2 separate regions of the Homo sapiens genome follow, and region 2 is linked to region 1. Evidence: chromatin loops called from intact Hi-C (ENCODE). Cell type or tissue: dorsolateral prefrontal cortex. All regions are shown on one strand. Each heading gives the region's core, and the rest is flanking DNA. Links, peaks and the distances in the headings are about the cores only.

Region 1 (15,240 bases), core at 3,550-11,549:
TCAAAAGGAGAGTGTATAATTACTTGTTTAATAACAATTTAATTAAAAAATAGTAGTGACTATTGGAGAAGGAGCATGAGCCATGAGTCACCTGCTGTGGGTTGGTACCTGTGACCCATGGTATGGTCCTGCCTGCGGGGGAAGGATGGCAGGGCAGGGAACACACCCTAAGCTCCATGAAGAAATATCTAGTTTGAAAAGGCATTTCTGTGTGAGAGAATAATTTCATATTTGGAAAATGAAAGGGAATTAGCTACTTTTCTTGTAATATAAACAACAGGAAGTAAAGCTAAACAAAATCCTCTAGACAGTTGGGGCTTGGATTTCAAAAGAGAGAAATACCGACCGTCGCCAGGCCGTTTTTTGTTCGGCATGTGGCATGTGTTGCTTTAACCCTCAGCCGCCTCTGTGGGGTGGCATCACCTCCTTTCTGCACCACAGCCACTGAGGCTATGAGAGGGGAAGTGAGCTGAAGACAGAAGCAGGTAGTGCAGGAACTCACTTCTGGACCATGTCCACCACCGCCCCCCAAGGCCTGTGCTGGGCATCTGCACTACATCGCTGTCTCCGAAGAGGGAAGGCCAGTGGCCTGCACATTCAGCAGCAGGAGTCCATGCCTATCTCTGCTACCAGCTTCCTTTTACTATTCTCATTCTCAACAACCAGCAGAATTCCACTTTACTGAACACTTACTGTGTGCATCTCATACACATTGCAATAACCCCCTGGGCAGGTTGTAGTAGATTGATTACAGAAATAGATCCAGTTCCTCATTCCTCCCTATGACCTCACACCTTTGCCACATGATGAAGAGCCTCCCACAAAGGGGCGGGAATCCGTTGCTCCACCTTGTCTCTGCGCTGTTCCGTGACCTGCTTTGGGCAGTAGAATGTGGCCAAGTGACACTGTGCTTGTTTCCAGACTGGGCCTCAAGAGGCCTTGTCCACTTCGATGCTTGCTCTTGGGACTTCCCAGATGCCATGGGAGCCAGCCTGGGCTAGCCTGCAGGAGGATGAGAGACACGTGGCCCCAACACCACCTGCCATGTGAATGAGACGCAGCTCAGGCTGAGCTGCCAGCGGACCCAAGAAGCATGAGGAGTACATTGCTAGCTGGTTTGCAAATCCTCTGTGTTTTGCGGTAGTTTGTTAGGCGGCACTATTGGTGATAATAGATAACAGGCAGTAAGGCTTAGCCCCCTTTGACTGAGGAGAGAGCTGCATTGCAGAGAGGTTAAGTGGCCCTGAGGTGGGCGGCCAGCCTGGACTGCCACACTTTGAGCTACAGTCTTGCCTGGGGATGAGTTTTCTCCCTCTGATCAGTTCCACCTCTAGCACAGAAAATAAGGCTCTGCATCTTGCCCTGCCTCTTCCTCCTGCTGTATTCAAGGCCCCAAGGATAATTCACCTGTGAAGACACTCTGGGGAAGCCCCATCATCCCTGAGGCCCCCACTCTGAATTTCCATTCTGGGGAATGGCCCCTGCTTGATTTGATTCTGTAGGCCAGGCTGGCCCCAGGGAATCAGGTTGGCAAGAATATAGGACTTTACTGAGTAATTATAAGATTAGGCATCCCCCTTGAAATTAAATGCTACCTCTTTACCTTCCAGAGAAGAATCCCACCCCCCACCTGCTACCATGTAATTATCTGGTGAATTACTCTACGGAGGTCTCACAGTAATTATGCTAGAAGTCAAAAGCCAGCAATTCTTCCAGTCATTACAACCAAAGAATTAGCTTTCATTGTGTGAGCCTGCCGTGCCGCAGCAGCGGAGGCCAGCCCCAGAGCACTCAGTCCTCCTGCACAGGGCCGTGCCTCGCACCTTCCCTCCCACCTGCCCGAGAACAGGCTTCGTGCACAAGAGGGGAGCCCCAGGTGGAATGACTGTTTCCTCCCGGCTCCCATAACCTGCTACGGTGCTGACCTCTTAGTGTGGCAGGTGTCTACTTCCTCATTTGCTTCTATCTTGACTGTGGGTCGTGAGGGCAGGGGCTATGTTTGAGCCATCACTGCACCCATAGTCCCCAGCACAGGGCCTAGCACAGAGCAGGTGCCAGCAAATGTTTGTTGAATAAAGTTAGTGAGCATGAATGAACTTGCAAGTGTCTGGTAAAATTATTGACAAATATTCATTTCAAGCATGTTCAGATTGACATACTCACATGTCACCAAGAGACAGCAGGGTGCTAGGAGTGTGGGGCTGGGGGTTAGTGCCTGGGTCCAGCCACTCACAGGGTATGTGCCTGCTTCCTGCCTTGGTTTCCCCATCTGACCTATGGGGTGGTTGTCAGGATTACATGAACTAAACTCAGGGCTTGCTCCAGCACCTGGTACAGGTGCTAGAAAGAGTTTGCTTCTAAGATGATGGGGTGGGGTCACAGGCTGGGTTCTGACACGCTCCACTAGAGGCAGAGAAAGTGGTCTTGAATAGTCATCAGTCAGGGATGAGGATGGCCCAAGGGTGGCACCCAGAGAAAGGTGGTAAATGGGGCAAGAGGAGGATTTGGGGCTAAACATACCAGTGGAGTGCATGCCTGGGGCTGGCCTGTCACTTCCTCCAAGGGGTGCCTGGCTCATTCAGAGGGACCAGGTGGGACAGAATCTCCCCGGCCTCCACGTTCCCAGCAGAGTCTATGGCTGAGACCTCAAATGTCTGGAACCCAGCCTACTGAGAATGCAGGCAAGGCCCAATTCACAATGGTGGCAACCCACTCAAGTGCCAAGCTGGACAGTATTGGTGAAGGTCAAAGGCCAGGAGCTGGAGGAAAAGGAGAGAAACAAAGGGGAGGTGGGAATTTGGGTGGAGAACACACAGATGTAATCTGTTCCCATGTGCCAGAGCTGGCCACCCAAGTCAGAGCCCCATCTCTGTCACTGGGTGGCCATGGGCAAGTTGCTTTGCCTCTCTGAGCTCTTGGTTGAATAGCTGTGTCCAACCGTGATGGCTATAGAGAGAATTCAGGCTGTGAACGTGTGTAACATGCACACAGAAAAAATGCCCAACCAATGCTGTGCCAAAACCAAAAAGAACCAGGCATCTCCCTCCATTGCCTTGAGATTTGACTCATCAGCCTTTCTCACACTCCCTCTCCTCCTTGAAGCATCTTCTGCAGGTTCCCACTGAGACCAGCTGGGGCACCCCACATCACATATCACCAGGCATGGAGGAGGGGGCTGCCGTCAGTTCCACAGGGTCAGGGCTGCAGAGCCTGGCTGTGGAGTGAACTCCAGAAACCTGGTTTCTCTTTGCCCTTTTAGCCACAGCCCACTCCCTAAATGGGTGTGAGCAACATCTGGTGATGGCTGTTCAGACTTGTGGCAGCCTGTTGCACAGACGTGTAACTCTAGCCACAGGATTTGGTCCCCAAGGTGCATTTCTGAACAAAGAGGGACAAAGGCCTTTTAGTCCATCTAAGATCAGGTTCTCCCCCAAGGCAAGGTCTTCCCACACTGCTGTCGGTGACATTCAGGGACCTCAGCATTTTTTCTGGCTTTGTTTCTTACTGGGCTGTCCTCGAAACCCTGCCATCATGCACACACCTCCTGCCTGCATACGTTGTTCTTTCTGCCTGCTGCACTCCTGTGCTTCCTCAGAGGCCTGCACCTTTTTCTGTGGGGGCGCTGATGGCTCTGACTTCTCTGCCCCTCTGCAGGCTCTCCCCATTTGGCCAGATGCAGTGGGTAGGGACCCATCTCTGGGGGTCCAGTCTGGCACCAGGCAGGGTCCTGCCTGTGTTCTGGGCAGAACTGAATGGAGGAGGAGAGTACCTCTTTGTGTCCCTGCCTGCTCCAGCCCTGGCCCCCTCTTGCCCTCCCCCATCTCTTCACCTGTCAATCTTGTTTCCCTTCTCTCCTCCCGAGCAGGGACCCATTCTGGGCTCCCTGTGGTCTGCGAATGGCAATCTGAGGTTCCCCGCTGAGCCTCGCTCCCTTTCAATCCACTCTGCCTTCCATCGCTTCATCATTGTAGTCAGGCCGAGACATGGACTGAATGAGGCAGCCGCTCAATTCGAGCCTGGTACAAAGAGAGTATTTTGATGTTTTCATTTCTTTCTAGTTCAATAATTCGAGAAAACACATAGATTTGGTGCTGGTTCCAACAGGCTCTCTACTACTTTTTAAAACTTTATGTTGGTTAAAAAGTATATAGGAGATGGGGTGTGACTGACTGTGGGGCCCTGGGGGTGCTGCTCCGCCCAGGCAGCGGATTAGCCAGTCCTGAGGCTCCTGCTCCCCCCTGCCCTGTTGCCGCTCAGTCAAGCCGGCTAACATTCAAAGTCTGGGGAGTCTTGTCCAGGCCAGAATCAGAGTCTCAGAGAACAAAGAAACAAACCTGGAGACCCCTGCTCTAGCGGTGGCTGGCAGCCAAGGAGCTCTCCGTGGTCCTGAAAGAGGCCCGACCGACTTCCCTCTCCTCGCCCATCCTCTGTACTCGGAGAGATGGTTCCTAGCCTATCTGATGTACTGATATCCACCTTTTATTCAGTAGATGTAGGTTGAGCTCCTAACACAGGGCGTCATTGTCCCAGGGACTTGGGACCCTTCTTCCAAAGAGTGAAATAAAGCCTGTGCCTTCAAGGAGCACAGCCTAGTGTGGACGTCCAACCACCACAGTATGGCAGAAACTTTGTGATCAAGGAATGACTGCACTGTGGAGGCAACATCAGAACATCCAGCCCAGATACGGGGGGTCAGAGAAGGCTTCCCGGAGGAGGTGATATCTCAATTGATATCTAGTGGGGATTAGGATTTAGCCAAGTGAAGAGAGAAACTAAAGAGTTCCAGACAGAGGGAACAGTATGTCTAAAGGCACAAGTGAGGGTTTAGCACAGTGGTCAAGAGTGCAGGCTCTGGGGCCATTTTCCCTATTAACTAACCAGCTGTGCAACCTTAGGCAAATGACTTACCTTTCTGTGTTTTCGTTTTCCCATCTACAAAAATACTATACAATGCAGAATATTATACACGTTTATAGGGTTGTTGTGAGGATTAAATGCTTTCAATAAATGTCAAGTGCTCAGAACAGAGACTGGAATATAGCCAATATCAATGCAAGCTTGTTCTGACAGGTGCAGAGGCTCAGAGTTCAGAGCACAGTGGCTGGACCCTGGGCTATTTGGCAGTGCAGGGAGTTGGCAGGGTGGGGTTTGGGGGAGCAGTGAGGACTGAGCCTGCAGAGGTGAGTGGGGCTGGGGGAAGGAACTTGGAGTCTGTGTTGAAGTGGATCTCACTCTCAGGGCAACTGGAACCCTCAGATGGTTGGCTATGTGGAGACTGGGCTGGGTCTGTGTGTGTGTGTGTGTGTGCACGTGCATGTGTGTGTTGGGGGGTGTCTAGTGGCTGGCTGCCACCTGAGAGGAGCAGATGCTGGGATGGGGAGAAGGGGATAGTCGAGACCACTCCCCCATGTCTAGCTTTGGTAGGGGTGGGTGTTGGGGACACGGTTAGCTGCAGTCATCCATCTTTTAAGGGCGGTCTTTATTTCTCAGATCCTTTTTTTATTGGTTCCCCTTCCCCCACAATAGGTTTCCGTGAAGAAAACCCCTGTTAACAACCTAGCATGTATCCTGTATTTTCTTTTGTGTTAATAAAATCCTATAGAGGCCTATATACATATACATATATACACACAAACTCACAGATTTTTTTGCCCATTGTTTTATAAAAATGGGATCGTATGTTACATTCTTATCTCCAAATTGCTTTTCTCACCCAATAATACCTTATAGAAATCCCTTTAAGTCTATTGGTAGGCAGGTAATTAAATTTTTTATAAGTTGCATAATATTCCGCTGTGTGGCCGTCCCGCCGCCTGCCCTTCCCCACTCCCCCGTCATGTCCACCTCCCAGCTTACGCCTCGGCAGCTCGGCTTCCAGAGCCCGGAAACGGCGCGCTGCTTCGCACCTCCTCTCCGCGATGCAGCCCGTTCCCTCCGCTGCCTGACTCACACGGCTGCCTCCTACTCACTGGGGATCCATCTGCAGCTCCTTCTCCAGGGCAGCGGCCGGCAGGGCTGGCGGGAGCAGGGGGCGCAGAGAGGTCAGGGGCAGTTGAAGTGGGGCCTCGTGAGCCAGGCCGTGACGGGGCTGGGTCTTGATCCTGGATTGGGGGCCTCCCGGAAGGCTCGAAGCAGGGAGTGCTGTGTGTTAAGAAGCCCTGTAGCTGGCTGGAGACCTGGAACCTGTGCTGGTCGTCCTGTAAGGCAGGGGACCTGGGTCCCTCCGCTCCTCCCCAGGCTCCCCATCCACCCCCTCCCTCTTGGTCCCCGCTGTCTCCATTGGCTTCTCCTCCCCCGTGGTGAGCCAGGCTGTCCTGAGTGTCCAGGGGCAGACGGCCCCCGCCCACCCGCTTCCTGCGGCTCCCCCCAGGCCCTCCGGCTTCAGTCTCCACAGCTGAATCCTGCAGGAAGCCATACAGTGGGAATCTCCGGGCAGCTTCTGGTTCGCCCTCGGGTCTGAGTCACTCTCTGTGCTCTGTCTCCCCACCTCCCCACTTCCTCTCTGGCAGGCACCGATGCCTTCTGCACATTGTTCCCCGGGGAAGGGAACCACCCCTGCCTCACCTGGCGGCTTCCACTCCCGGTGGGGCCGTGGTGCCAGGGGCGGACAGTGCCATGGACAGGGTGGCTGCTTTGGTTCCCAGACTCCCTGAAGCCGCTTGTAGGGCCCTTCTAGAAAGGCCTGTCGTCGGCCCGCCCCTCCCCTGAGGTCAGAGGGCATGGGTCATCAGCAGCCCCGGGGGCTTGTCCACCAGATGCAGCAGGGTGGGGCGGAACAGGCCCTGTGTCTGTTCTAATTGCCCTGTTTCACTTCCGAGGCTACCTGGCTTTTACACCACAGGACGCTGAGTTTCTAATTACTATAGGGAAAGAGAAAAGGAGTTTTCTTTTTCAATAAGTGTATTTAAGTGGAGGAAGATCTGAAGGAAATGCCCACATGACTCTAGTGGGGCCGGGCGCCCAAAACCTGAAGGAGAGTCCGTGAAGAGGCTGGGAGGGTGCCCGCCGGCTGCTGGTGGGCCAAACCCACTTTTCTTCCCGCACTGTTTTGAAAAGCTATTGAATTGTGGGATTCCCAAGCAAACGTGAATTTTCTGGCTTCTTTTGAAAGGTCTGGACACTGGGCAAGGCTGAGAGGGGGAGCAGCGTGCCTCCCCGGCCTCCCTGCTGGGTTCACGGGGGAGAGGTTTGCAGCCCGCGGGCATCCGAGTCCTGCCCAGGCGACTGGGAGGGCCAGGCCAGAAGGGCGTCTCCTGGGGTGGGAGGCCCATGCCGGGCCGCCCCCGGGACTCACGCTGCTCCCAGGCCCTAGAGAGGGCGCCCAGCCCGAGCGCCTGGGACAGGCAGTCGCGCAGTGAGCACCTGTAGAGGCTGGGGTTTGGGCCGTGGCGCTGGCGCCGGCTCGCGGAGCTTCCCTCCCGCCCTCGCGGTCCCCTCTCGGGCTCGGTCCCTTCTCGGGCTCGGTCCCCTCTGCACAGCTAGGGGCCGCTCGGCTGCGGCGCGGCGCTCTGGGGGCGGCAGGGGGCGCTGGCGGCCCGCGGGAACCCTCTGCAGCTCAGGACAAAGGCTGCGGGTGCGGCGCCGAGCCTGCGCTATGCTGGGACCCGGCGATGCAGCCCCGACTGCAGCCCGCTCCAGCCCATCCCGACCGCCAGCGCCGTCGGTAGTCCTCTCCCCCAGCGCACACCTCCGCCTCTCCTCCGCATCCCTCCCCGGCCATCTGTTTTGCACTTCCCCTCTCCATCCCTGGGCCTCTCTGTCTTCTGTCTGCCTCTCTAACTCCAATAAGGGCTGACCCTGTCTCTGAGTGCCCCTTGGGTCCCTGGCATCTCTCTGTTTTTCCTGTTCCAACTGTTTTCTCCGGAGGTCAGTTTGCTCTTCCAGAGAGGAGGCCCTGAGACCACATTAGCAGTGATGGGACCAGCGGAGAAAAAGCACCCCGCCTCCTCCACCTTCGCCTGCCCTTTGGCCTCTGTTGCAGGCTGGGCGCCTCTGACTGCCCACAGATAGTCTTCATGTTAATGCCAGGTCTTACTGGGTTCTCCCTCTGGTCCCACCATGCCCCCTGGGTTGCCTGGGGAAAGGGGGGAGGTTGGGATCCTGGCCTGGGCTCCCTGTGGTTGCGGGCAAAGCTGGTGCTGAATGGGAATGGAAGGCATTCTGAGGCTCCGGGCTGGGCCACGGGACCTGGCCTGCCTCTGCTGTGGCCTGCCGTCCCTGCTTGCCTAAGATCTTCCCTTCCATGTTCCCAGTTCCCTACACAAATAATGAAAATGTAGGGCTCTATGACATTTTCCAACTCTGATCATCTAGACTCTAGTGACATGGATCTAAAATCCCACACTCCTGGTTATCTGACCTTCAAAGCAGGTGCTTTATCCAGTTCTTAAGACAGTACTACGGGGAAAGTGTCAGCACGCCTATTTTATAGATGAGGAAGACTGAGGCCCAGAGAGCCGAAGGAGCTGCTGCAGGGACACCAAGCCCTGTCTGACTCTCAGCCTGGACCTGCTCCCCTGAGCCAGGCTGCTGTGCAAATGGTCAGAGGGCTCCAGGCTTTAGCTGTCAGAGGTTTCTCCACCACTGGAACCTTAGAAGCACAGAGGAGCCACCCTCATATGCCATGTACTGCATGATTCCATAACTGAGAAGTCTTCCTTGTGGTTTGGATGATGTGTCGTGCCAGTTAGGAACACTGAAAAGCAGATGCCAAGATGACGGAGCAAGAAGTGCAAGGGATTTATGGCAGGAATCACCTGCAAGAAATCCAGAGGAGAAGGAGCAGGAGTGGGTGGGGATTGCCTGAGACCATACTGTGGGTTTGAGCCTTCTAAGAAGAGAGAATAAGGCAGGCAGATTGGGTAAGAAGAGTGTTAGCCTGCAGCACAGCTCTGAGAAAATCTCTCCGGCCCAGTGGGACTCCCTGATAGACTGTCCACAGAGGAGCCCCAAGCTGAGCAGGAATGCCCAGGCCCTGGTACTGCTGCCACACTGGGCTTTTGGCTAGCAGAGTGTGGCCTCAGCCTGGCTACTTGGCAGGTTTTGCAGGCACAGCAGCTGCAGGCTGTGGGCTGATTGGGTCCTCAGGGCAGCTCTCTTTGGAAGGCTGAGAAGTTGGGTGGTATGGCTCTGTGGCTGGGGGCACCCACTATTCCAGAAAGCACACAGTGCTTGGAGCCAGCCAGACTTGCCACTTTCCAGCTGGGTGATCTTGAGCAAGTCTCTGAGCCTTGATGGCCTTACCTATAAAGATGATCAGACAGTTGTCTAGAGGATCCTGTGGGTAAAGTGTCTGGCAGAAGCTTGGCAGTAGACACTTTTAAAAGGTGGCTGCTTTGAGATAATTTTTCTTTATCTGAGGAGTTGGTATATCCCCTGCCCTTCTACTCAGAGGGCTGATTAGACCCTAGGTATGACCCCATACTTTTGATTCCTCACTGGGACCATGGGACTAATACTAGTATCTTCTTCACTGGTTCATCTTCCTACCTGTTAGAGGCAATAACATTTTCCTATTGTGTTGTTGGACTGAAAATTGCATTCTTGCTATTTGCCCATTCATTCATTCACCGACTCTGGCCCAGCACATCACCCTGTTTTATCTTCTCCATCTTAAGCCATCTTGTTTATTGAAGTGTTAATTGTCCTTAAGCTCTGGGAAGACTTGGCTCTTGTCAAAACTGTTCACAGCTGTGTCTTCAGAGCCTAGCTGCAACACCTCTTTGTCGAATGAGTAAATATATTTACCAAGAGCCTACCTCTTCTCATGTAGGGGTAGCATGTGGCGCCTCACGTCTAGGTGCTCCTAGTTCAGTGGAAAGCTGGACATGGACTGGATTTTAAACACTATATTATCAGAGCTGGGGCAAAGAAGGCACGTGGGGTTTTGGCTGGGTTTGGAGAGGGCTAGGGGTGAGCACAGACTTTCATCTTTCAGAGCTATGCAGAGGGTTTCTCTAGGAGTTGCAGAGTAACAGATAGGCATGAATGAAGTGGCCAGCTGTGAGCCTCCAGGGACTGGTGGGTACCAGGATGCTCTGGGAGCTCAGGTCTTGTCCAAGAGGCCTTTAAATTACATTTTTATAGCAGCACATGCAAGCCCACAAACAAGACTGTGGCCAAACAAGGCTCTTGGGCCCCTGTTTTGCTCTTCCTGGCCTAACCCTCTGCTTCCTTTTTGGGGAAGAGGTGGGAGCAGTGTGTAGAGTGTGTGTGCCCTGGGCTGGTACACAGCACATATTCACTCATTAGACGCCCCTTCAACCAACTCTGAGTAATCCATAGTATTGATCATGTGGGCCAGATGCAGAATCAGTAATGCAGAGAGGTTCCACAGCTCCTCAAGGTGCTCAGTAAGGAAGAGGTCTAGCGGAGATCTGATCTGAGAACTGGCCGAGTTCAGAAGTGGTGCTTCGATCATTGCAGGGTAGTGCCCAAACATTTCCCTGTGGCGCTCCACCAAGTTGCCTTTCCCCACCGAGAGGCTGTGAGGGCACATCCAGCCAGGGCTGGAGCCTTCTGCAAGCTGCCTTGCCTGCTTCAGGCCCTCTTCCCAGCTCCGTCCTGGGACAAGTTTTGATTGTCGGCAAAGGCCTTTGGTGCCTGTGCCTCACAGCTGAGCCTCCACAGATGGTTGCTCAGGGAGGACTGTGCCTATATGTTCTGATTACCAAGGGACAGATCCCCAGCCTCAGAAGAGGGTCTCCCCAGGCCCCTTGTCCCAGGCAAGGCCCCCTGGCAGGCAACACTTGCAAACACAGCAGCCCTGCAGGGCGGGCAGCGGCCCAGATGGCCTGACATGCTGATATGTGCAAGGAATGCAGGGCTTTTGTCTTTTGTTCCCTGGTCAACCAGCTGCTGCCTGAAGGCCACATGGAGCCTGCGGGCATCAGCTGAGCCTTGGTTCCATTGCCTATGCCTGGGCTACCTTCAGCAAGTCATTTAACCTCTCTGGGTCCTGGTTTCTTCATCTGAGAAATGACAGAGGGGTTTGGATGAGCTTAGGGCTTTGACATCCAGATGCTATCCTTGGACTCATGTCAGTTTCATCAGTACTCGTGTGTGTGTGTGTGTGTGTGTGTGTGTGTGTATTCTTTTTGCACCAAATCAGAGTGAAATTAGCAACATTTGGCAATTAATGCATTTTTTTTCCCCAAGACTCAACTCTTAAACAAAGTTCTGAGTGTTTGACTTTCATTTTAAATAGGTGGCCGTCAGGGGGAATTACATGGCTCCTAAAGAAACACACAGACATTATAATTAAAGAGATGCCAATCTTGACAGGTAGTAGGAGAGGAGAGAGGATGTGACAATGAGAATGGAGAAGGGGAGAGGGGAGCTCAGAGCCGAGCTGGACGGGATAAGCCAGGGAAGTGTCTCCACTAGGGTGGCAAGCTTGGTTTCAGCATCAGCACCCAGACTGCCACTCTGCTCATAGTGACCACAGCAAGACCCAGAAGGGGCGCCATATGGTTTGCAAGGCACTTTCACAATCTCTGTTTCTTAGGATCCCATAACATTCTAGAAATGCAAGTTAATTAATCCCATTTCGCGGGTGAAAAAAGTAAGACCAATGGTCAGTTCCCTTATTTTGGCCACAAACCAATAATGCTACAAACTGATTCTCCCCTCTAATCCCAAGTTGAGCCCTGTCCCGGGCTGAGCCCCACCCCTGCCCCACCCTTAACTCAGACTGAGCCCCCCCGCCTCCCACCACTGAGCCCTGCCCACCACCCCAGGCTGAGAGGTGCACCCAACCCAGGCTAGACCAGTTAAGCAGCAGCCAAATCCATTCCACTGGATCTAAGATAGATGGTCTCTAAAAGTGTAGATGACCCAGAGAAGCCTCCTTTTTTTTTTTTTTTTTTTTTTTTTTTTTTTTTTGGCTAGGGTCAGGGCTCAAAGCTCAGGGTCCCTGGACAGTGAGGGAGGAGTGGGTGAGGAATGGCTGGGAGAACCCTGGCCTGCCAGGAGTCAACCCAGAAAGAGAGGTTGTGAACTCTGGCGTGGAAGAGCTGATGGGGCCACCCTTGAGTAGATTCCATATGTCCAGGCCAGGTGAAGTGGACTCCTTCCCAGTTGGTGGTCTTTCCTACACACACACACACACTCACACACACACACACACACACACACTCACACACACACACACACACACACACATGCTGTCCCTACCACCTTTGGTGGCCCTGGTGGCTCCTGTGGCCTGCCTGAGGCAGGTGCCTGAGGGACTGTGCTGTCTGACTAGCCTGGGCTAGACTACCAGACTCCCCATGTGACCTTGGTTAGGTTCTTGCACCCTACACCTCATCCGTACCTCCTGGGCCTCTGGGCCGGTGTGCTGAGATCATGGGGATGAAGGGCCTCTGGCCCAGCAGGTGCTCAGCAAGGGTGAGTTTCTTTCCCTCTTCCCTTTGAATCTTGCCTCTTCCCTCAAGGCTGACTGGCCCATCCTCCCCCAACTCCCACAGTGGGCTCCCCCTCTGACAGGCACCTCATTAGCAGAATCTCTGTAAATAACGCCAACGAGTTAGAGTTACAACAAGGTAGCTCATTAAAGGCACTTCGCTTGTCTCACTTCCCAATTAGTGTTTCTGTGGGTGCAGCTGCCAGGACTGCGGTGACAGGGCACCCTCGGCATGTCATGGTGCCTGGGCAGGCCTGGGTCACCCCAGGGGAGCCAGTGTCAGCAGTCCCAGGAAGAGGGAATGGGCAGCCTGGCTCACTCCAGCTCAGCAGCCCTGCATGGTCATCCTGTGACAACTGGTAGCACACAGCATTTGCACCCACCGCGTGGAGCACCCAGCTGCTGGGGCACCCCAGAGATGGACCCAGACTTGGACTTGGTTTTGGTTGGCGAGTCCATTCCTCCATCCCAACCCTTGTATGGTCCACTTCCACTCCAGCTGACTCCATCAAAACAGACCTGTCCCATGTCCCATCTGCTCCATCTTCCTCTTATCCTCTTTCATGGGTGACCTCGAGTTTTCCACTGCAGCTCCTTGGGACCACATTCTTTCCCTTGAGTACTGAAGTCGTCGATGACAACTTCAGTATGACAACAATGGTGGGAATTTCAGGCTAAAAAGGAAGAAGACAGCATGCCAGAGAGGCCTTGGGATGCGTGGGTGATGATGTCCCCAGGACAAGCTTGCCAGGTTGCAATTTTTATCCATGTTTCTATACATAATGAAACAGGCTCATAGAGGGTCAGCCATTTGCCCCAGATCACGCAGCTGGTAGGTGCCAGTGCTGAGGCCAGGGCCGAGATCACTCTAGAGCCTGTGTTAGGAGCTGGCTACTTACCTGTGCCAGCAGGTTAATGGGAGTGGAAAGTGATTCTCTAGTCCTTCCCTCCCTCCCTGCTCCCTCAGCCTACCCCTGTTCCATCTTTTTTCCAACTAGGTTTCGATCCCCTGGCCACACTTCCTTCTGTTTTCACTTTGGGTCTGCACTTTCTCTTTTACTTTGGGAAGGAAACAGCTCCCAATTTCTCTCCCTCTTGCTGAATCGATAGCTTAGCTGGGCAAGGCAGAACATGAAATTTACATTCAATGGTTTCCATGGCAACCACCGTGCTGGACCAGTTTCTCCTGCTCTTGGGGGCACAGTCTTTTGAGAAGAGCCAGGTATCAAAAACTCAGCTCCCTGAGAATGTGGCAAGGGTTTTAAACAGAACTAGAGAGGGCTTGAGTCCCCTTGACCATCAATTTTTCTGGCTGTGTGTTACATGAGGGAAGGGAGAAGAGCCCTCCATTTCCCCAATATATCAAGGAGCAAATTGCTGGTAGCATCATCCCTCAGCCTCATCACAGCTAACACTTTGTGAGCTCTGACTACGTGCCAGGCTTTGTGCTGAATGCTAAAGCATTCTTTTCTTTCATCTTTGCTTCAAACTTAAGAGGTAGGTACTATTGTTATCCTGTTCCGCAGATGAGGAAATTGAGCCAAGGGAATATTATACACCTTACTTTAATGTCTCAAAGAGTCACAGCCTCCAGGATGGACCCTAGATTGGCTTGACTCCGGAAACTGTGGTCTTAATTATGCTGTAATGGAATCACACTGGGGACTCAGAGGTGAACAAACTCCCTTCCTGCTTTGCTGAGGTCTACAGAAAGGGCTGTAGCATCAAGGCTGAGAGCACAGGTCTGCAGCCAGGCAGCCTGGGTGCCTTTCCATATCTTGGGTGTGCCTCAGTTTTTTCCCTCTGAACTAGAGATTAGGCATAGTATCCATCTCTCAGGCGTGTTGTATGGATTAGGTGAGATAAAGCCCACAAAGCACTGGGGTGGTGCCTGGCACATGGTCAGTACTCCATAACAGTAACCACCATGTTTGCCACTGGGGTAGGAGGCGGACCAGTGGGAGTCAGCCATTCACATGGTGTCAGTGTGTCCTGGAGAGCCAGGGAGAAGCACTGGACTGTGACAGCTCAAAGGAGACAGCAGGCAAGGTCTGGGGGTCAGAGAGGCTTCCTGGAGAAGGTACAGGGAAGGCAAGGAGAGGAAGAGGAACATTTGAGGCAGAGAGATTGGCAGAGAGTAAGGAGGGAGCGTGGTACATTTGGGCAAAGACTAGCGTGGGATGGGGCTGAGACTCCGGGTGTGTGGAAGGGGCATTGTCATTCCTGCCTCCTCAGTACCTATTTCTCTTCTTAATTTTCTTTTAGGAACCCACTCTCTCTCATCCACAGTCTATGTGATTGGGGAAGGTCTGGCTCCGCCCCCTGGGTCCACGTATGGGCATATGACTGAGCCCTAGCCAATGAGAGACTTGCATCTCTCTGGCTGCATGGACACATGACTCAAGCAGAGCCAATCACAATTAATGCATGCTATGCCTGAGACTTTTGCTGGAGCTATGGGGGTGGCTTAGCTGGTAGAATGAAAGCTTCAAGCCGCAGGGCAGTGGGGGCTGTATTTTCACCTTGAGGAGAGAGCCTGCCTGAGAATGAGGCCAACAGTAGAGGGAGGTGTAGCTCAGAAGTGGCAAAAGATGAATTCCTGGCACTGTTCCTGGATCCAGCTGTGCCAGAAGTCCCAAGGCCTTTCTGGCACAGTAGCCAATAGATCACTTCCCTTTTATTTATGCCTGTGTGAGATGAGATTATGCTTTTTACCATAGCAAGAGCCCTCCTTAACGCTAGGGGAGTGACGAGCAATGGGCTGAGGGGAAGGCAGGAGAGCCAGGTCATGAAATCTTAGATGGCATACTGAAGAGCTGAAAGGTGGTGGGGAG
Region 2 (15,240 bases), core at 3,985-11,984, 88 kb before region 1:
TTTCTCTGGGAAGATGGCCTCCTGGCTTCACCTCTGCCCTGGATGGTGGATGGGAGAGGAGAGGGCTAAAGTGCAGGGCTTGTAACAGTGGCTGTGTGGGGGCTGCTCTGAGATGGACTCGTAGATCTATGGCCCAGGGAATGCAGCCTCTCCTGGCTCACTGCTATGTGCTACAGTGTGCAGATTCTTCATTCATTCATTCATTCATTCATTCATTCATTCACGTATTTATGGGATACCCATTATGTGCCAGGACTGTTCTGGGCACTGGGATCTAGCGATAGCGGTGAATGGAATAGAGCCCTTGTCCTCTGGAGTTTATATTCTACTAAGGGAAACAGATGACAAACAAAGAAACAAAGAAGCAAGACGATTCCAGATTGAAATGGGAATGAGAAAGGGAATGGCGGGGAGACATGTTAGCAAGAGTAGTGGGTGAAGGCCTCTCTATGGAGGTTACATTCCTGCTAAGAAGCTGAAGCCTGGGGAGATGCAGGCATAATAAGAGCTTTCCAGGCAGAGGGGACAGCAAGGGCAAAGGCCCTGGGGTATGTCCAGGCTGGGCTGATGTGCATAAGACCAAAGATTAAAATGGAGAAGAGTTAGGGGAGATCAGCGGGGCCTCCGTGTGTGCTAGCACCGCCCCTGTGAAGTTCACAACAGTCTAACAAAAGGGGACCTGTGGATCCATATTGACTCAGAGAGGAAGGGACCTGAATCGCTCAGCAGGGGCAACTGCAGTAGCCAGGACTGCTCAGAATGAAGAATAGCCCCAGGTGCCCCAGCCACGTGCCCACATGGCTTTCCCTGGTGGAGCAATTAGATGGGCTCCCAGGACAGAGCCGGGGCAGGCAGGCCCGTTGCCACTGAGTGTGAGGAGGGGCTTTTGACCCAAACATCTGACCATGGAATGCCCTCCCTGTAAGGAGGTGAGCTTCCTATTCTGGGAGGAATTTGAGCATAGGCTGGGCAACCAGTCGAGAGGGTTTCATAGAGGAAATCCCTGCTTTGAACAGTGTTGGGCTGCAACGGTGTTTTCCAGCTGCTGGCCATGGGGACTTGCTGGGGGTGTGCTCACCCTGTGTGATGCTGGGCAGGCCACCTCACTGCTCTGCAGCTCAGCTTCCTCAGCCATAAAGTGGAGCTGGTGATGGTACCCACAGAGAGCGTGCTAGGTGACTTAATGCAGCCAACACCCTCGGAACGCTGTCGGGGGAGCTGCTGTGTTATTATAACAGCCATGGGCTTTCACCCACTTGCTTTTCATCTCTTTTTCTTTTGATTTGAAAATCTCAAAGCACGCATATGGTAAAAAACAAAAACAAAAACCAACCAACCATCCAAAAGGATCAGCAGTCAAAGGTGAGTCTCTCTCCAACCCCTGGCCCCACGTTCCCCCTGGAGGCCATCACTGCCAGCACTTGAGTGGGGGATTGTAATCCTTCCAGAGATATTCCACACGTAAGGAAATGCCTTTCCCACACAAACTGTAGCATTCTATATATATCCTTCTGTATTTGGCTTCTTTCCTCACTCCTTGTCAGAGCCATGTACATTGATTTAAAAAATTTTAAATTTCTGAATAGGAAATATATTCTCACGGGGCTTAAAAAGTTACAGTGATGTATATTGAGAATTCTTTCTCTCCTTCCTGTTCCTGACCACCCCATGCCCCAGACAGGTGACCACTTGTACTGATTTCTTATGGATCCTTTTAATGTTTCTTTACACAAACATATACAAATAGACATTCTTATTTCTCCACCCCATTCCTACACAAAAGCCTTATACTGTGTGCGTGGTTCTGCATGTTTGTTTTTCTGCTAACATCTACTAGCATGGCCCAGGGAATGCAGCCTCTCTTGGCTCGTCCCTAAGTGTTAGAGTGTGCAGATTCTTCATTCATTCATTCATTCATTCATTCATTCATTCATGTATTTATTGGACATCCATTATGTGCCAGGACTGTTCTGGGCCCTGGGATCTAGCGGTAGTGGTGAGTCTCACAGCAATGTGGAAGGACCTGTTTCCCAACAGCATGTGGAATTTTCCTATCAGCCCACGGAGCCTCCTCACTGTCTTCAACAACTGTGCGGTATTCCACTGTGTGCCCAAAGCAGAGTTTGTCTAACCAGCTCCTAGATGGGTTGTTTCCAATATTTTCATGATTACAAACGGCAGCAGTGCCTCCCGTGGTGGAACTGTGAGGACGCATCATTTCGTGGTGCCCAGGATGTTTGCAAGACCCATGCTCAGAGGTAGGGTTGCAGGGTCACATGGTAAATATGACAGCCCTTTCTATGGACAGCTTCCCCTCCAGAGGGTGTTCCCTTGACTCTCATGGCAATGTGGAAGGACCTGTTACACACACACACACACACACACACACACACACACGCTGTCGGCAGCACTAGAATTCTTTGCTGTTCTGATAGGTGAGAAATGGTAACTTGATGTCATTAATTTCCATTTCTGTTATCATGTGTGGAGTTGGACATTTGTCATACATTTAGGGGCCTTTTGAGTTTTCTGTAAACTGTCTATTCAAGTTTTCTGCCAATTTTCGGGGGGGTTGTCTTTTCTAGATTTCTAGAAGCTTTTAATGTATTAGGTTAGACCAGGGATTGGCAAACTGTTGCCTGTGGGATAAATTGGGCCCACTGCCTTTTAAATTTTTTTGTAAATAAAATTCTACTGGAACAGAGCTGCACTCACTGTCTGTGGTTGCCTTCTGCCACCACAGCAGAGCTGAACAGTTGCCACAGATACCCTCATGGTCTGCAAAGCTGAAAGTACTCACTACACAGCCCTTTACACAAACAGCCTGCTGACCCTGTGCTAGACTTTTGTAATGAGTTTCAAACATTTTCCCCAGTTTCTCATTTGTCTTTTGACTTTTCCTTTTTCTTTAAGTGCATTTTTAGCTTAAAGATAGTTTCTGGTCGGGCACGCTGTCTCACTCCTGTAATCCTAGCACTTTGGGAGGCCGAGGTGGGTGGATCACGAGGTCAGGAGCTCGAGACCATCTTGGTCAACATGGTGAAATCCCGTCTCTACTAAAATACAAAAAATTAGCCAGGTGTGGTTAGCTGGGCATGGTGGCATATGCCTGTAGTTCCAGCTACTTGGGAGGCTGAGGCAGGGGAATTGCTTGAACCTGGGAGGTGGAGGTTGCAGTGAGCTGAGATCGTGCCACTGCACTCCAGCCTGGGTACAGAGCAAGACTCCATCTCAAAAAAAAAAAAAAAGTTTCTTGGACATCTTTTGATAGGGCTAAAGCTTGACTTCTGGAGGGTCTTGCTTCTCAAAAACCACCCTTTTTATATGCCAGCCTCTGAGGTTCACTGTCGCTTGTGTGTCTGGTTTTTTTTTTTTTTTTTTTTTTTTTTTTAAACAGGGTCTTGCTCTGCTGCCCCGGCTGGAGCGCAGTGGTGTGATCACGGCTCACTGCAGCCTCGACCTCCTGTGCTCAAGCGATCCTCCCGATCCTCCCGCCTCAGCCTCCTCAGTAGCTGGAACTACAGGTGTGCGCCACCAAGTCAGGCTAATTTTTAAAAATTTTTTGTAGAGATGGGGTTTCCCTGTGTTACCCAGGCTGGTCTCGAACTTCTGGGCTCAAGTGATCCGCCCTTCTTGGCTTCCCAAAGTGGTGGAAATACAGGCATGAGCCACCGTGACCGGCCTGTTGCTTGAACTTCATTCCAGTGCTAAAAGGAAATGCATGAAAAGACAGACTTAAACCAAAACTATGTAGACATTGATGGAGAATTTGGCACTTGGATACTTGGATTCTTACTGCTGAGATTTCAATGGTTTGAGACGTGAAGATTGAAGCTGGGGATATGATGATGCCCGTGTTACAGATGAGGACACTGAGGCTCAGACAGTCGTGCAGCCTGCTGGCCTGCGGGGACGGGGACAGCGCTGCGGGACGGCGCCTGGCGCTGGGTCGGCCACTCCCAGCTGGTGACCTTGGCCACTCCCAGCTGGTGATCTTGGCTGTGAAGCGAGATCCAGAGAGGGGAGGGGCCCCAAGGACCCAGCCGAGTGCGGGCAGGGCGGAGCTGAGCGTGGGTCCCAAGGGAGTCCCCGACGTTCTGCGGCCCCCCCAACGCCCGGCCTCTGGAGGCCGTAGGGGCTCCCTGGCCTCTCGCCCCCAGTGCAGCCCGGGCACAGTGCAGTCGCTCCGCGCCATGCTTGACGTGGGCACCAGGGGGCGGTGCGGCACCAGGCATGGCGGCGCGCGGGGCCGGGCTCCGGAAGGGGAGGGGGGCGGAGGGGAGGGGAGGGGAGGGTAGGGAAAGGGACGGGAGGACAGCAAGGGGAGGGGAGAGGAAGGAGAAAGAGGGGAGGAGAGGGGAGGTGAGGGGAGAGTAAAAGAAAGGGGAAGGCAGCGAGAGGAGGGGAGAGGAGGGGTTGGAGTAGGAGGGGAGGGGAAGGAAGAGGAGGGGAGGGAAAGGAGGAGGAGGGGAAGAGGAGGGGGCGCCTCCGGACTGCCGCAGGCCCCTCTCAGTTGCGCCTTTCGGAGGGGCTGGGCAGCGCCTGCCCTGCTGCCCAGCCCCGGGCTGTGCGTCTGCTCTGAGCTGCGCCAACACCGCCTGGCTTACTCCCCTACCCCTCCCCCGGACCCAGTCCTTGCCCCAGCTCCGTCCCTCCTCCCTTGACCCCTCCTGAGTACCCCAGCTTATGTCCCCTCTCCAGCACCCAGTCCGTGTCTCACCTCCAGACCCCAGCTCGCACCCCCAGCCTCAGACCGCACCCATTGACCACAGCCTGTGCCCCTCCCTCCCCAGTCGCACCACCTTCCCAACCCCAATCCTTCCCTCCTGAGTTCCCCTCCGAGCTTCATTTTCTTGCCTGGAGCTGTTTGGAGCCAGACTCTCAGGGTTTGAGCTGAGCCTGCCGCTGGCCTTGGTGTGGAATGGAAAGCCCACCACCGAGCTGGCTTCAAACCCTCCAGGGCTCCTGTCACCTTAAAATAGAATCCCCATGAATGCCCTGCCGCCCAGCTGACACCGCGGCTCCCCTCTCCCCTCCTCTCCTCTTGCAGCGGGCACAACAGCCTTCCTGCTATCCACAAGGCCTCAGGGTTGTGCCTGCCTCCTGCCCCAGCACGTGTGGCTCCCTTGCCTGGAAAGCCCTTCCCTGGCAATGCCCCTCAACCTCTCCTGATGGCCCAAAATTCTCTCTCCCCCCGATGGACCAAGTAGTCCCAATTCCTCCCTGGATGTTTCTGTTCCACTCCCCTATTTATTCCTTCCTTTTTCCCCCTAGAACTTCAGGGCAGCACCCTCCCAGTCTCTGTCTCCACGGGACCTCCCTCCAGCACTGACAGGGCTGCCTGGCACATGGCAGGGACTCAGTGACATGGGAGTGGAGGGTGACCTCAGTCTGGGACTATACCACTCGGCCAAGTGGACTCTGGATGAGGAGGCCTAGAGCCTGGCCTTCTCTGGGACGCTGGCCTGTTGGTCGTGACCTTGGCCTAAGCCCTTGGGGAGGGGACACGGGTCAGCTCACAACTCCCTGCTCTTGCTCACATTTGCTGAGCACTTGCTCTGTGCTAAGGGCTTTTCTTGAATCATCTCCTGGAATCTCATAATAATCCCAATAATGCGTCTCCTTTTTTGGATGAAGAAGCCAAGCTTCAGAGAGATTAAGCTACCTGCCCAAGGTTACATAGCTAAAAGTGGAGGCTGAGTTTGAACCCAGAGAGACAAGCTGCTCCTCTCCTGAGACAATGGGTACGTGAGCCGAGAAGCCCCCATGAACTTCACAGTGATTCTGTCAGTGAACAGTTGGGGAAACTGAGGCCTGCTGCCCAAGTGTCACAGCTAAATGGAGGCAGAGCTGGGGCTCCGAGCCCCAAGGTGAAGGGAAGAATGTGCTTCTTCACAGCATGTCTCCAGAAGCCCCAGGAGTGACTAGCTGGCCGGCCCCGAACCCCACTGGCCTCAGTTTCCCCTTGGAGGATAGCCCCATCCATGGTCTCTGGCTCTTAGGGTCTCTGAATTCATTCACATCTTGAAAGTTGCAGTTGGGAGTCTCAGGTCTGGTGGCAGGAAACTGAGGAGACAGTCGTGGAATCGGGGTGGGGAGTGGTGCGGGAGGATTGTTTGTTCCCTCAGAGACTCTCTAGTGTATGTGTCCCTTGTCAGCTAAGCAAGACGGGCTCACCACAGCAGGTGGGCTCAAGCCCACCTCAAGCAGAGGTGGCCCAGGTGGCAAACTCAGGTGCTGGGGGAGCAGGGCAGGACACCAGAGGGGCATGGGATTCGGAGAGTGGGGGCTGTGACCTCTGGTTTGAAGGGGCATCTGCAGACAACCCCGTGCAGAGCCAGGGCTCACACTGCCATAGCCAGTGCCACAGACTGTTGAAGAGATGCCGAAAGCCAAAACATCTTCGACGTGAAGGCTCCCAATGTTGTAGAGTTGGCAACGGATTCAAATTTTCAAAGCTATACAGGTAAAACAAACTAGTTCTAAGGGCTGAATTCAGCTGGAATGGCTGTTTCTGCTCAAATCCAGCTCTGCTTCTTGTTCGGAACCTCAGTTTCCTGATCCATTAAATAAGCCTAACAGTTCCTCCTGGTGGAGGATCATGTGGGCCAATAAGTAATAATAAAGCGGCTGTGCACAGACGAGTGGTATCATTAGTCCCCACCACAGCAGAGGGAGCGGCTCCAGCAGGCTTGAAGCAGCCTCCTCCGAGCGCACATGGTGTAAAATATAGATTATTCCTGCCACAGACACAGGCCCTGCCTGAGAGGCACCCGCTGAAATCCTGACCTCCCCCTTCTCCGGTGCTGGTCCTTAAACAGCCCCCATTCCTACTGGTCTCTTGGCCTTTGCACTTGCAGTCCCCTCCTCTGGGAGCACCTCCCCAGACTGTGGTGTGGCTGGCTCCATTTTTCCATTCAGGCCTCAGCTTAAATGTTACCTCCTCGGAGAAGCACTTGCTCGGTCGCTCCACCCTGCTTAACTCTGCCTCCTGCATGATGCTTTGGATCTCTGCCTTCCTCATGATGCTTCGGATCCCTGCCTGCCTAGGACCGTGGGTCTCCCCGCCCAAGTGTGTGCGCCATCTGTGCAGCCCTTCCTCTTCCTGCTCACCCAGACCCCAGCTCAGGGCCCTGATTCACATGATGGGTTCTCAAGGAATGAATGAATGGATGGATGGATGGGCTGGCTGGGATTGGGGCTGTTCTCCTTTCCAGGGGATCCAATTAGAGGAAAGTCCCTGAGTGCAGCAGCTGCCCAGCCCTCCCCAGCAGGCAGACAAAGTCCATCTGGAGGCTTTGTTTAAAAATGCTGAAATCAGGCCGCTCAGCTGTACTACCACGGTAGACACAGCCCTCCTGAGGGGTGCAGGCCTGTCTTGCCCAGTTTTGCTGGGCTCTGCAAAAAGAAGTGTGGATTTAGGACTGGTAGATCTTCTGGCTGAGAGACCCTGGGGCCCTGCTCTTCCATGGAGGCTGTGAGGGTTGGAAATTGCCCAAGGTCACAGTGAGGTTGGGACCAGGGCTGAGGGAACAGTGGGGCAGGGACAGGCTCAGCACACAGTGGCAGTGTGAGGGTCTGGGTGGGAGGGGGCACAGGGCCTTCTGTCCTCTTTGTGGTGAGGTGACAGATGGCTGATTGAGCCCTCCTCCTGCCTTAGCTGGGGCCACAGCCCTCCCAGGGCTGTCTCTCCAGGCCACCTTGCACATGGCCACCAGAGGGCGATGTCTTAAACAAAATTGCTCCCGCTTACAATCCTGCAGTGGCTGCCCGGCCTCAGGACAGTTGAGCCTCCAGCCAGGTGCGTGAGGCCGCTCGGTGCCCCAGACCTTGCCCCGCTGCACAAGGGCCAGCATGCCGCTGCCTCCGACCTTCGCCCTGTGCCTCATCTTTGCCCAGCATCCCTCCAGGACTGGGTTCACAGGTGGCCATGGTCCACAACCCTTCCCTGGCCTGCCCCCACCCCAGGCAGGTCAGAAGCTCTGGAGCCCTGCTGTCCCTGTGCTCTGGGCAGGGGTTCAGGCTGGAGGAGGAGGGACAGAAGGATGGGAGACTCTTGGAAGAGCGGCTTCCTCCTTGGTTGTGTGGCTGAGGCTGCGTATTTGATGTTTAAGAGGAGTGTTACCACAAAGCTACTCTCATCAATGCTGCCACACTCCCTGCCCACCTAGTCAAAAAGACAAAGTGAATGTAGGATGAATGAACAAATGAGTGAATGAGCACATTCTGCCCCGTCTCTTCTCTTTCCCTCACGCCTCACATCCGGCCTGTGAGGAAACCCTGCCACCTCCACCTCCAAAATACACCCAGAATCTGACCTCCCGCTCCGGCTCTGTTCCCACCGTGGTGTGGGCCACCCGCCCCACCACTCCTGAGCTGTTGCCGCAGCCTCCTTGCTGGCCTTGCTGCTTCTGCTCCTGCCCCATAGCAGCCAGAGGGACCCCCCTCCTAAACCCAAAGTCAGGTCCCGTCCCTCCCTCCTCTGTTCCACGCACTCCATGACCTGCTCAGAGGAAACAGTCCAACAATGGCCTAGAGGCCTGCACGGAGTGCCGGGGACCTCTCTGCCTCATGGTCCCCTCTCCTGGTGCACAGTCCGCTTCCACCACACCCAGCTCCTTACCAGCCCCGGAACATGCCAGTGACAGCCCTGGCCCTGGGTCTCTGCACATGCTGTTCCAGATGCTCTTCTCCCATCTTGCCCGCCCCTTCACTTCCTTTGGGTCTCTTGCCCAAGTCTCCAGGAGGCTTTCCCTGACTGCCCTGTGATAAAAGAAAAACTTTAGTTGAATTAAATTTAAAGAAGTTTAATTGAGCAATGAACGATTCAGGAATCGGGCAGCCCGCAGAATCACAGAAGAGTCACAGAGACTCCAGCGCAGATACATGGCGGAAGAAGATTTATAGACGAAAATAGGAAAATGACGTAAAGAAATCGGCATTCAGGTACAGAAACAGCTGGATTGGTTATAGGTTGGCGTTTGCCTTATTTGAACACAGTTTTTCCAATTTTGTCTACCTATTAAGTTAGGTTACAGTTCATCCACAAGGACTAACATATAGAAGTATGAAGTCCTTCTCAGGCCATTTTTAGTTTGCTTTAACACCTGTCATGCTCTACCTGTGGCTTTTCTCCTGGCTCTGTATTGTCGCCAGGCATGCTGTATTTCCTTCTGTCCGTGGCCAGCCTCCTCTGTTAGGTGGGAGCTCCGCCCTTTTCCCTGTTTCCAGGACAGTGCTCCACACGTGACAGATGCTCAGTGTTTGCTGGCTGGATGTGTCCGTGCCAGGTGGGGCAGAGGGGCCTGTGGGGCTGCCTCCTCCTGCCTGCATGTGTGGGGCAGGAGTGCTGGAGTCAGGCTGGGCCCCACTCCTGTGTCTCCTCTGGGTGTGTTTGGTGGTGGCCAAGCCCTGTGTTTGTTTAGGCAGCAGGCTTGCTCTGAGTTGGAAGGAGAGGTTGCGTGGTGCAGAGTGCCCGCGTTACTGGCCACCCTTGGTGACAGCCAGTGCCGCCGCCGTCCCTGAGTGTATGGAGTGGGCCTGTCACAATATTTGTTTAACAGGCGGCGGCACATTAAGCCAGGCAGCAAACACAGCACTGCCAAGGGGAAGCCTCCTGTGCCGCTGGGATCCTTTGCCATGCTAGTGACATGCTGCCCTTCTCCTGTGTCTGGCCTGACCGCCCGGGGCCCAGCCTGGCCAGGTTGCATGTGTCCCTCATGGTTCTGCCTCCTGGTTTCCTTCCAGCCCAGGGCCACCCATGCTCATCCCTGCCTTCCATCTTCTTGGGCCCTTTTGAACTTTTGGGCCCTGGCCCCCAAAGCCTGAAGTCAGCCCAGCTCTCCCAGAATCCCAGCTCCTGAATGCTGCAACAAGGACACCCTACCACGCAGAGCCCTCAGTCTCGGGGCCACCTGGTAGCCCCAGGCTTTCCGCCTCTCAGAGCAGGATGAGGGTGGGTAGGACCTGCTCTGGTCAGGGCTGTGGAAGGGCCAGGTGCTGGGACACAGGAATCCAGCTGTCTATTTGAACTTCTCTTGCTTGTCTGTCTGGCCCATCTATGTCTGAACATCTGTCTGACCACCTGGCTCCTCCCGTCTGTCTGCCTGTCCCCTCTGTCTATGTGCCTGCCTGTCTGTCTGCTTGGGTGTCCCCATGTACCAGACCCTGGGCTGGACCTGTACACAGACTTGCCCATGGAATACATCCAGCATCCCCATTTCACAGATGTGGTACATGAGGCCCAGCGTATCACAAGGTGCTGGGATCCACTGCTTACCCAATGCAGTCTTGGGGCCCCAACCTGCAGACCCCATCACACTGATGGCCGCTCTCTTCCCTTTCTCTGCACCTCACTGTGCTCCTGCCACCCCTCGCCCCATTGCCTTGCCCCCACCTGGAACCTTGTCCCTTCTCTGGGCTGCCCCCCTTAGTCGTGCCCCCAACCTGCAGAAGCTGCCTCACCCAGCCACTCCAGCCTGGTGTGACTCCCCCACCTCACACTCCCACAGCTCAGTGAGTCTGAAACACACAATTTAGCGCTTAATTATACACTCTGCTCACTAATTATTTTGTGCCTTATCTCCTCAACTCGCATGAGCTCCTCCAGGCAGAGCCAGCTCTTGCTCTGGCTCTGGGCTTGGCACAAACCTCCTTGTAGGCTACCTGGGCAGGGGGTGGCCACGCCCTTAGCCTGCAGCAGGGCTGAGAGCACCTAGTGGCCACAGGTATGGAAGGAAGGCAGCCTTTCCACTGGTGTTACTCGTATTTCTCTAGTTGTGGGGGCTCAGGGATAAGGCAGGATTCAACAATGCCCCATTCCCTTGCCCTCCTGGAGCACATGACTTCCCCCTTCAACAAATGAGTTCATCCTTACCAGTGCTAGGATGGAAACATCTGGAGGCTGGAACAGGGCCTGCCCACATCTGTACTTCCATCTTGACTGTGCTCATTTTCTCAAAGGCCACAGCCAAGCCAGCAGCTGGGCCTTTAGATGCTGCCTGCAAAATACCCCTGTTTTTTGTTTTTTGAGGTGGGGTCTCACTCTGTCGCCCAGGCTGGAATGCAGTGGTGTGAGCACGACTCTGCAGCCTCCAACTCCTGGGCCTAAGTGATCCTCCCACCTCAGCCTCCCAAGTAGCTGGGACCACAGGTGCACACCACTATTCTGGCTAATTTTTTTTTAATGTTTTGTAGAGACAGGGTCTCCCCATGTTGCCCAGACTGGTCTCAAACTCCTGGGCTCAAGCAATCCTCCTGCCTTGGCCTCCCAAAGTGCTGGGATCACAGGCATGAGCCACTGCATCTGGTCAATATGCCTATTTTGAATTATGCATGCCACCAGCTGCCCTACAGTGGCGTCACCTCTCACCCGGACCACAGCAGCAGCCTCCACATGGCCTCCTTGCCTTCCCCAGGCCACCAGACATCAAGTCTCTACCCAGGGAACAGAGGAAGCATCACCCCCACCCAAACCCTGTCCACACAGAACAAGCGTGCATCTATGCCACCTTATGAGGCCCCACATGCAGGGAGGGCCCCACTGTACTCCGACCCTCTCACACTGACAGCGGCTCTGGCCTCCCTGCTGTCCTGGAACATACCAAGCTCCCAGCTACCCTGGAGTTCTTTCCTGGAGAGAGAGAGAGATTGAGAGAGAGATTGAGAGAGAAGAGAGAGAGATTTATCTTACGGAATTGGCTCACACGACTGTGGAGGCTGAGAAACCCAGTCCGTCAGGTGGGCCCGGGGAAGAGTTGCCGTCATAGCTCAAGTCCGAAGGCCGTCTGCTGAAAGAATTCTCTCTTTGGCAGAGGTCAGTCTTGGTTCTATTGAGGCCTTTGACTGATCGGATGAGGCCACCTACATGATGGAGGGTAATCTGCTTTATTCAAGGTCCATTGGCTTAAATATTTTTTCTATCTAAAAAAATACATTTGTGGAAATGTCTAGACCAGAGTTTGACCAGAAACTGGGCAGTGTGGCCAGGCCAAGTTGATGTACAAGATGAGGCATCACAGAAGCCTTCCTAATTGGACAGCATCTGTGGGGGTGCTCGGACCCCCCCCCCGCTCCACCGCCCCATCCGCCGGGAGTCAGCACACCCAGCTGCAGAGAGCTGCCTCAACTGAGGTCGCTCCCCTCCCTATGAGCAACCGGTGCAGCTCCCCGGGGCCCTCTGAAGGGCCATCGATCTTCAGAATCTCTGCCTGCGTTGCTGGGGCTTCTGTTGTAGCTCATCACAGCTCCCCGCCAGCCCTGCCTTCTCTTGCCCTTTCTGTCCACAGTATCAACGCAAGAGCCCTCCCTAAGTAACGTCCTGCATGTTCACCTCCAACTCAGGGTCTCTTCCCAACCCTAGCCTGCGACGGGGCCACCTTCATAGCTGGCTTTCTTCTTCATTGTGTTCTGTATCTGACATTTCTTCTCTCACCTGGCTGGCTGTGCATCGTGGGTCTTCTGCCCTGGGACATGGGCTCCGTGGGGCAGTGCTGTGTCAGAGTACCCCTGCCATGCCCCTGGCACCTCTGTCACCTGCTACATGAAGGGACAGATAAACCGGCAGGTGTCTACTCTCAGGCTCTGGTCGAGATGCAGGCTGAACTTCTGGGATGCCTAGGGAAGCAGGACCCTTGGGCAGGACCCCGGTCACAGGACTTGGATCTGCAGCAGGCCTGCATCTACACACATGATAAAATGACATAGAATTCAACATGTGCATTGTATCAATGTCAATGTCCTGGCTTCAGTATTGAATAGCTACATAAGATGTTACCACTGGGGGAGACTGGATGAAGACATCAAAGGACTTCTTTATATTATCGTTGCAACTTCCTATACATCTGTGGTTATTTCAAAATTTAAAAATTAAGCAAATAAGGTTAGGATGCAAAATTATATTCTTTATTTTGATTGCATCCCTATGTATTCATAAGAATAATGATCAAGAGAGTCCAAAGAATTGTATTTAGAATTTTTTTAAGTTAATGGTGAAGGTATTGTTTTTGTTATTTATAATTTTATTCACCTTTCTAATAAATAATTATTGGGGGAAAAACTAGTTCCATGTGATATAAATATATATGAGAGTCTGTGAACACTCACTCATTCATTCTATAAATATTTATTGAGTGCAATAACAACAGAAAGCCTTGAACATCTTCAGCAATTTTCAGCAGTTTCCCGACCTGGGAGGCAACAGTAACATCCTACTTCCCTGAAAGCTGGCAGTAAACTCCAAGTCCCAACTTTTGATGTTCCAGCCCTTCCAATGGTTGTATAAACCCCTGACTCCCTGCCCTAAACCTTTTTCCATTGGGGGCCTCGTAAGGTGGCACCTAGCCCCACTAACACGGCATGTGTGTGTGTGTGTGCACCTGCACCTGCACCTGCACCTGCACAGGAGTCAGCTAGAAAGCACAAAGGCGAATGTGTCACTCCTGTGGCATGGGACCATGAATGGCCTCTGTTTGCCCTCTAGTTCTCTGGCTGGGAACTCAGAGATGTCCCTCCCTGTCCAATCTCATCTCCTGCCACTCCCCATACTTCCTCCCCAGCAGCTCCGCTCCAGGACATTGATAACTGTGAATAGAAGACAGTCGTTGGGAGATTTCACCGCAATCTGAATGACCACTCACTTTTTATCTCCACACAAGACTGTGAGCCCCTTGAGGATGGAGGCTCAGTTGCATTTTTCTTGGTACCACTAGAAATCAGCATTGAAGTTGGCAAAAAGTAGGGATCAGGGATTTTTTTTTTCTTAAATTCATGAGTGAACGCTGTCTCCCTGGTCAAACTGTTTTCAGAGGATTGAGATAAGGAGGCATTTGTCTGCAGGTTCCCATCTCCAGAGCAGAGGCTCTGCATGATGTCTTCAAAGCCAGATTGGATCCCTACCCCGGTCTGGAGTGTGAGCTAGAGCCTCGGCCCTCACCAGCATATGCTATAGCAAGGGCTCTGGGCAGGGAGGCATCAAACCCCAGGTGCTCAGGGGGACTCTGCTCCCCTCCATTTTTTCTAGAAATGTACCAGGACCCCTTCCCTGTGCTGGGTGCTAAGGATACAGCAGCAAACAAAATAGGCTGTCCCTCTGTCTTCACGGGCACAATATTCAGCCAGGCTCTTTGCCTCAGTGTCCCCAAGTGTTAATTGGAGACAGTAGCTCTTATATTGTGTGGTTGCTGCAAGGGTAAAATGAGTTAGAAGACATCAAGGGCTTAGAACGGTGCCTGGCACATAGTAAGTGCTAAATGAATCTGGCTATTATTAGATCATGGAGCTTATTATTAGATCACGGGTGAGTCAGAGGATAGACAATCAGGGAGTAACTAGGACCATCTTAGAGTGAGCTAAGTGCCTCAGGCGAGATAATGCAGAGGTGGGGGACAGAGTGGGTGGGGAGGGGAGCCGCCATACAGTGGCCAGGACCAGCTTTGCCCAAGTGGTGGCAACCGCATGACCACAGGAACGATGGCGTGAGCCCCGTGGCAACCTGGAGGAAGGGTGTGCTGGGCAGGGGAGGGCGGTGCAAAGACCCCAAGAAAGAGAGTCTGGCCCATTGGCCAGCACGGCTGGAGTGTGGGGACAGGGCAGGGGTGTGCGGGGGAGACTGGAGTCCCAGGAGAGGCCAGGTTGCAGGGCATTGAGGGCCAGAGGAGGCACCTGGGCCTGTTCCATTCCCAACCCTCAGGATGGCCCACCCATTACCCACAGCTGCACGTGAACGTCCTTTGGCGCTGGCCTCCAGGGTGGGGAAACCAGGTTCCTGCAGAGAGGGGCAGATCTGAGTGTCCCCCGCCCTCGCCTGGGTGCACTCAGGGTCAGGCCTGGTGCCCGCAGAGTCCATCCCATGCCTCATTACCCCCGGCTGGCTGAGGCCCACCCTGGGCTCCTGGTGGGTGGGGGCACTTCTGTGAGCTCCACCACTGTGTCTGTGAGCCCAACCCCGACCAGCCCCCTCCAGCTTCTGGGGCCTGCAAGGAGGAGGAAGGCCAGGGTAGAGGGAATGGAGAGAGACTGTTCCATGCAGAGGGGTGAGCCACCTTCTGCGGTGGAGGCCAGGAGCAAGGATATGCTCTGAGCCTGGTCTGGGGCCCCTCCCCCACTTCCCACCTCCCAGCTCTTCCCTCCTAGAGACACCTTCTTTGTCTGCAGAGGCCACTGCTTTGATTCTGTTGTTGCTAGGTGATGGGAACTGGGGGGAGCAAAGAGTGGGGAACTGGGCAGGGTCTGGCGGGGCTG

The links. Hi-C counts contacts between places; a loop is a spot of excess contacts. Peaks named below come from ENCODE experiments on the same cell type or tissue, not always from the same donor. Only the 100,000 strongest peaks of a DNase experiment are listed, where the experiment ranks them.
Region 2: a loop joins it to region 1, with 4 times the contacts of the local background. A loop is called at or near these places in 17 of 110 quality-filtered maps.

What each region holds. Positions count from the first base shown.
Region 1 is chr3:127,448,008-127,463,247 of GRCh38, reverse strand. No RefSeq gene overlaps it. Among named protein-coding and RNA genes, the nearest start is that of LINC02016, 65 kb to the right of the region's middle. RefSeq lists a silencer at 7,224-7,653 and an enhancer at 10,180-10,700. In dorsolateral prefrontal cortex, for the core only: CTCF peaks have their summits at 7,278 and 7,483 (motif pointing right); DNase peaks (open chromatin) are centred at 5,897, 6,473, 7,517 and 10,827; H3K4me3 peaks cover 2,318 bases; H3K27ac peaks cover 3,148 bases; H3K27me3 peaks cover 2,345 bases.
Region 2 is chr3:127,536,907-127,552,146 of GRCh38, reverse strand. LINC02034 (long intergenic non-protein coding RNA 2034) reads right to left here and starts at 14,798. Exons shown (of 7, transcript XR_007096067.1): 1 at 14,711-14,798; 2 at 14,064-14,180; 3 at 13,638-13,795; 4 at 12,434-12,680; 5 at 11,706-11,862; 6 at 8,624-8,763. LINC01471 (long intergenic non-protein coding RNA 1471) reads left to right here and starts at 14,367. Exons shown (of 7, transcript NR_125397.1): 1 at 14,367-14,474. RefSeq lists a silencer at 3,904-4,223. In dorsolateral prefrontal cortex, for the core only: CTCF peaks have their summits at 4,174 (motif pointing right) and 7,716 (motif pointing right); DNase peaks (open chromatin) are centred at 4,206 and 7,726; H3K4me3 peaks cover 1,003 bases; H3K27ac peaks cover 2,198 bases.